2 separate regions of the Homo sapiens genome follow, and region 1 is linked to region 2. Evidence: chromatin contacts called from ENCODE POLR2A ChIA-PET data. All regions are on one chromosome and are shown on one strand. The core of a region is the stretch at or near the end of the contact, and the rest is flanking DNA. Distances in the headings are between cores, read along the strand shown. Region 1 has its middle 12 kb from the start of MAP2K2. Region 2 holds the start of DIRAS1 (DIRAS family GTPase 1).

What was found. ChIA-PET counts read pairs that join two places held with the same protein, here RNA polymerase II (POLR2A).
Region 1: POLR2A ChIA-PET joins it to region 2 with 12 read pairs in AG04450. The contact joins the enhancer-like site here to the promoter of DIRAS1 in region 2. POLR2A ChIA-PET finds 5 or more read pairs at or near these places in 2 of 52 experiments (AG04450 and H1).

What each region holds. Positions count from the first base shown.
Region 1 is chr19:4,134,477-4,138,005 of GRCh38, forward strand. No RefSeq gene overlaps it. Among named protein-coding and RNA genes, the nearest start is that of MAP2K2, 12 kb to the left of the region's middle. Within about 2 kb of position 2,260, at least 2 of the 41 ENCODE cell types and tissues checked have a DNase peak (open chromatin) inside an H3K27ac peak, as active enhancers do.
Region 2 is chr19:2,719,775-2,723,006 of GRCh38, forward strand. DIRAS1 (DIRAS family GTPase 1) reads right to left here and starts at 1,598. Exons shown (of 2, transcript NM_145173.4): 1 at 1,530-1,598.

The DNA.
Region 1 (3,529 bases), core at 1,010-3,509, 1.4 Mb after region 2:
CCTGGCTGCCAGCACCAAGCCTGACACACGGGAGGTGTTTGGTGAGCACAGATGTGAGCAATGAATGTGGCTGCCTTGGGGACCTCGTGGCATGGTGGCAGTGTGCAACCTGCAGGGGTTTGGGGCAAACATACCTGGCTCAAAGCCTGGTGCCTTGGATCACTGGATGTTCTCATCCTATTCCAGTGAGTTCCCGATGAAACCTCTCTTGCTCTCAGCCTGTGGTGGAGCTCCCAGGGTAGTTCTAATCTGAAACTTTGGAAGAAACCAATCTGAGCTTTCTTCCAGAGCTGCAGCTGATTAACTTAACAACCTGGGGTGCAGTGTTCAAGGAGGAAAACAGGATGCTCTGAGAGAAGCTTAGCAGTGCTGTGCCAAAGCCAGCTCCTTCTGGTGGGCAAGAGCCGATTTGTTCAAGTTTTGGGAAATTTGGGAACTGCTGGTTAATAGCTACGATTTCAAATTAGGCCAGGCGCAGTGGCTCACGCCTGTAATCCCGGCGCTTTGGGAGGTTGAGGCAGGCAGATCACAAGGTCAGGAGTTTGAGACCAGCCTGGGCAACATGGTGAAATCCCGTCTCTACTAAAAATACAAAATTTAGCTAGGCGTGGTGGCAGGTGCCTGTAATCCCAGCTACTGGGAAGGCTGAGGCAGAGGAGTTCCTTGAACCCGAGAGGTGGAGGTTGCAGTGAGCCGAGATTGCACCACTGTACTCCAGCCTGGGACAGACCGGGACTCTGTCTCAAACAAACAAACAAGCAAAAATTAGGCCAGGAGCAGTGGCTCGCCCCTGTAATCCCAGCACTTTGGGAGGCCGAGGCGGGAGGATCATTTGAGGTTAGGAGTTTGAGACCAGCCTGGTCAACATGGTGAAACCTCGTCTCTACTAAAAATAGAAAAATTAGCTGGGAGTGGTGTTGGGCACCTGTAATCCCAGCTACTCGGGAGGCTGAGACGGGAGGATGGTTTGAACCCGGGAGGCGGAGGTTACAGTGAGCGGAGTTAGCGCCATTGCACTCCAGCCTGGGCAACAAGAGTGAAACTCTTAAAAAAAAAAAAAAAGGAATAAGGAAATATTTTCCAGTATTCAGAAATGATTATGTGATTCATCACAGAAGTCATCCACATTTTTGATGACCAAGTGAAGTTCTTTTTTTTTTTTTTTTTAATTTGAGATGGAGTCTCACTCTGTCTCTCAGGCTGGAGCGCAGTGGTGCCATCTCGGCTCACTGCAACTTCTGCCTCCCAGGTTCGAGTGATTCTCCCTGCCTCAGCCTCCCAAGTAGCTGGGATTACAGGCACCTGCCATCACAACCGGTTAATTTTTGTATTTTTTTTTTAGTAGAGACGGGGTTTCACCATGTTGGCCAGGCTTGTCTCGAACTCCTGACCTCAGGTGATCTGCCCGCCTTGGCCTCCCAAAGTGCTGGGATGACAGGCATGAGCCACCACACCCAGCTGGTTTCTAGAGTTTCTTTCTTTTTTTTTTTTTTTTTGAGATGGAGTCTCACTCTGTCGCCAGGCTGGAGTGCAGTGGCGCAATCTCGGCTCACTGCAACCTCCGCCTCCTGGGTTCAAGTGATTCTCCTGCCTCAGCCTCCCGAGTAGCTGGGACTACAGGCACATGCCACCACGCCTGGCTAATTTTTTGTATTTTTAGTAGAGACAGGGTTTCACCATGTTGGCCAGGATGGTCTTGATCTCTTGACCTTGTGATGCACCTGCCTCGGCCTCCTAAAGTGCTGGGATTACAGGAGTGAGCCACTGTGCCCAGCCTAGAGTTGTTTTATGACTTTGTGCCACGTCCTGGCCGATGGATGCTCATGATGACATTTATTTTATCGCTCTGCAATCAAAGATTTGTGCAGATGAATGGGAACTGCGAGAGAACATGGGAAAATGAAAGGGGTTTAATTGCGGGAGGGAAGGAAAACACATAAAATGTATTTTTTCGCTTTCCCATGATTTATTTATTTATTTTTATTATTATTATATTTTGAGATAGAGTCTCGCTCTGTTGCCCAGGCTGGAGTGCAGTGGCATGATCTCGGCTCATTGCAACCTCTGCCTCCTGGGTTCAAGCGATTCTCCTGCCTCAGCCTCCCGAGCAGCTGAGATTACAGGCATGTGCCACCAAACCCGGCTAATCTTTGTATTTTTAGTAGAGATGGGGTTTCGCCATGTTGGCCAGGCTGGTCTCAAACTCCTGACCTCAGGTGATCCGCCCACCTCCACCTCCCAAATTGCTAGGATTACAGGCGTGAGCCACCGCGCCCGGCCTTACCAAGTTCTGATTGAAGTGAAATGCCTGGAAGAAAGATAAAGTTAAAATGAGGTTTTCACAACATGTCGAAATCACTCTGAGCAAAGTTCCAAACCCAAGGTTCTAGAAAGTGCAATGACTTTTTTTTTTTTAAACAGGGGCAATTAAAAATTTCCCAGGCTTAGCAAGATCAAATGGGTGTGTGCAGCGCTCTCTCTGACATGCAATTTATGGAATTATTGATTTGTCAATGTGATCTCTGCACTTCCTGTGAGGAATTTGAGGTCCTGTTTGGAGAATTTGGTAAATAGGGAATCTCGCAGAAACATGGGGTCTTGAGAAACTCATTTCAACCCTCTGAGCCTCAGTTTCCACTTTTCTTTTTTTCTTTTCTTTTCTTTTTTTTTTTTTTTTTGAGACGGAGTCTCACTCTGTCACCCAGGCTGGAGTGCAGTGGTGCAATCTCGGCTCACTGCAAGCTCCGCCTCCCGGGTTCACGCCATTCTTCTGCCTCAGCCTCCCGAGTAGCTGGGACTACAGGCATCCGCCACCACGCCCGGCTAATTTTTTGTGTTTTTAGTAGAGACGGGGTTTCACCATGTTAACCAGGATGGTCTCGATCTCCTGACCTCGTGATCTGCCCACCTCGGCCTCCCAAGTGCTGGGATTACAGGCATGAGCCACCGCGCCCGGCCTTCACTTTTCTTTTTTTAGAAAGACAGGGTGTCTGTCACTCAAATTGGAGTGCAGTGGCATGATCATAGCTCACCACGGCCTCTAATTCCTGGGCTTAAGTGATCCTCTCACCTTAGCCTCCCAAGTAGCTGAGACCACAGGCATGTGCCACCATGCCCTGCTAATTTTTAAACTTTTTGTAGAGACAGGTTTCACTTTGTTTCCCAGGCTGATCTCAAACTCCTGGGCTCAAGCTATCTTGTCACCTTGGCCTCCTAAAGTGCTGAGGTTATAGGCGTGACCTATTATGCTGGCAATAAAATAATTTAAAACAAATTTTTTAGAGACAGGATCTCACCTGGCACCCAGGCTGGAGTGCGGTGGTGCAGTCATAGCTCACCGCAGCTTCCAACTCCTTGGCTCTGGTGATCCTCCCACCTCAAGCCCCTGAGTAGCCTGGACTACGGGCACTTCCCACCATGCCTGGCTAATTTTTAAATTTTTTGTAGAGACAGGGACTCCCTGTGTTGCCTAGGCTGATCTTGAACTCCTGTGCTCAAGCAATCCTCTCACCTCAGCCCCTCAAAGTGC
Region 2 (3,232 bases), core at 348-2,847:
AATGCGAGCCACTGTTGGGGCAAGTAAGGTGACAAGGTGGAGAAAGGCCCTAGGCAGTGCCCTGTACAGCGGAGACCCCGATCACAATTGTGATCACAGTCACAAGGGCTTGGGGCCGGTGGGCAGGGCACTTGGCTGTGCCTGTTGGTTGCAAAGGCACCTTCTGGATTATCAAGGGTAACAGATTTGCCAGGAAAAGAAAAGAGGCTGATGAAAGCGCCAGCTGACACAGTCCCCAGTTGTGATGAGCCAGGCAAACTTCTGGGCGCCTCGGCAATGCCAACTCATGTGATTGGCTGCCGGGTTTGTGGACTACATGCATAGTAATTTCTCGGCATTCGGAGGAGGCTGGGGGTGCTGGTGGTGGGGGGGAGGCGGCCTGTGCTGCAGACCCTGCCCTTTCCTGGGTGGGCGCCCTGAGAGGCGGGCACGCTGCTGTGCAGAAAGACGCCACCAAGACCGGCCTGGGGTCCTAATGGCCATGGGTTCTGTGGACCCAGATCCAGCCTTTGCCTTGCTGCGGGCACTGAAGCTCCAGCCCCCATGAGCAGTACTGTCCTCCCCGCTGGGTCTGGAATCCCTGACCAGAAAGGCGCTTGCACTCAACAGCCCCGAAGCCCACGCCACTTCCCACCTCCACCGCCTGGGGGGTGCGGGTGGAGGGAGGGGGTCGTGGGCACCGAGGCAGGAGCAGGAGGGGCTGGCTCAAGGTCACAGAGCAGGGGGGTGGAGGCGCACAGCGGGGCTGGAAGCCCACCCTGCTTGGCTAGACTCCTGGGGTTTCCCGCCTGTGCGGGGCAGCCCACCCCCAGACGTCCAGGCAGGGCCAATCTACCCCAGCCCTGGGTCCCTGAAGCCCGGCTCCCGGCCGGGCACGGCGTGGTTGGTGGGGGCGGGGGTGTCAAAGCAAAGCTCAGGGTCAGGAAAGCAGAGAGAGCCGCGACCCAGGGGTCTAGCGGGGGTCACGCCTGACCAAGGGTGGGGCGGGGGTCTGACCCAGGGCCGCCTGGCCGGTGAGGGGTTTGATGGAGAAAGGGCCTGCTCTAGGGGGCCCGAGGGCGCAGAGGCACAGTGCGGGGCCAGCCCAGGGGCGACCCTTGACTCAGGAGGACCTCAGTGGTGGAGAGGAGGAGCCCACCCCGGGGAGGGGGCGCGGAGGGAGGGGCTTGGCTGGGCAGCGGGGCGGAGGGCGAAGAAGGCGGCTGCAGGAGGGAGGAGGCCCTGCCCGAGGGGACCAATGCGGAGAGGGGCGGCGGGGTGGGCCTCGGTGGGGCGGGCTCGGCAGGGGGGCGCCCTCCGGGTGGGGGAGGGGAGGCGGCCGGGAGCTGTCCAAGGTGAGCGCGGAGGGGCCGGCCGGGCCCGGCGGGAAGGGACGGGGGACGCCCGGCGAGGGGCCCCGGAGCCACGCGGGGAAGGGCCCGGCCCCAAGGCCCGGGAGGCTGGGGCCGGGACAAAGGAGGGACGCGCGGCGGGGAGGACGGCCGGCTGGGGGCTGCGCAGGGACCCCCTCCCCGCCCCGGGCCGCCTACCTGGGCCCGCTGGTCCCTGCGGCGCCGCGGCCGCTGCTCCTGCCCGCTCCGGTGTCCGCTGGCGCCGCCGCCCCCCGCCCGCCCGAGCCGCCGCAGTCGCGCCCGCGCCGTCCCCGCCCGCCGGGCCCCGCGCTCCGCCCCGCCCCGCCCCGCCCCGCCCCGCCCCGGGGACCCGCGCCCACGGGGCCGGCGCGCCGCCCGGCCAAGGTCACCGCCGCCCCACGCGGGACCCCTGCCCGCGCCCGGGGTGGGAGAGGTCGCCAGGATCCGGGACCCCCGCCCTGCCACGTAGCCACCTGCGCGCGCCCTCCCTCGGGGTGGGAGCTGGGGCCGCTTCCCGGGGAACCCCGAGTGGGGGCCAGGAGCCCGGCTTGGGAGGAGCAGAGTCCAGCCGGGGGTGGAGGGCTTTGGCAGAAATGCGGATAAAGGGGGTGCAGAACGGGACCCCTGAGGCCGGCTGGGGCCCGGTCACACGCAGGGCGGGGAATCAGAGGGGTGCGTTGTGAAATGAGTAAGTCGATAATCAACAATCAATGAACAGGTTTAGAAGCGGGCAGAGGCGGGAGGGTTCAGGTCAATGGGGTGCACCTGGAGGCCCACCCATCCCAGGGGCCTGGGCAGGGGCGGGATGGGGGCAGAAGCGGACTCAGCGCTCTGTAGGGCTGGTTTTGTGGAGGCGGAGGCAGCCCATGGCAGTCAGGCCTAGGGAGGTGGGGGGTGAGCAAAGGGGGCTGGCGCTGCTCTGCAGCGGATGGGTTTGCCGTTTTCGGTTAGGAAAATGTTTGTGTTCCCCCAACAGGAGGTGTCTTAGGGGAGCACTGGCTTTTCTGATGCGTCTGTGTGTCCACAAGAGACCATGGTTCCGCCTCCATTTTGGAGACCGGGAGGCCGAGGTTCCTTTTGGCCTCATCGGGCAGATCCCAGAGGAGACTGGACTTTGGGGTCTAGTGACCAGGCCAGAAGGTGCTCTCAGGGGTGGGTGCGGGACAGTCCCAGGCCGCAAGGCTGTCAGAGGAAGGCGCCCCTTGGTGGAGAGGCCAACTCTGGGACCCACAGGGGTCTCTCCAGAGTCAGAGCCATCAGTGGGTGAGAGGCTGGTCTGGAAGGTGGTGAGCTCCCCATCACCAGGCCTGTGAGCAGGTGAACCCCTTGGGCCCTCAGCTCCTGGGGTTCTCCATGACCCACCATTTCCATGGCCCTGGATGAGGTGGGCCCATCTGCCTCTGCGGAGACTTGGCACTGCCTCCAAGACCACTCAGTCCCCTCTCCTGTTGCCACTGAGGCTGGGGCACTGAGGTTCAAGCGGCTTTGGGGCTCAAGGAGCTCTATTTCTCCCTGATTTGACCCCACTCCCCCTCCTGGCCTCCAGACCCCTTCCTCCAGCCCTCCTTCCACTCTGCCACTCAATGCTCCAACTGCAACATGGGCCTCCCCTGCTCTAACGCCACCCATGGCTCCCTTCTCCCAGGCCAAGGTCCAGCTTCTCAGCCTGGCATCCATGGCCCGGCCTGAGTGCTCCTGGCGTGCACCTCCCTCCCACCCTGACCCCAGCCCTGCGGGAGCACCTCAGAGCATGGCCCGGCCCCTGACCCTCATCTGGGGGTGCCCTCAGCAGGAGATGGAGACAGCCCTGAGGGCAGACAAATCCCAGCTTCTGCTCTACATGGCTGCCTGCAGGGAAGTGCCTTCTCAAGCATCGGTTC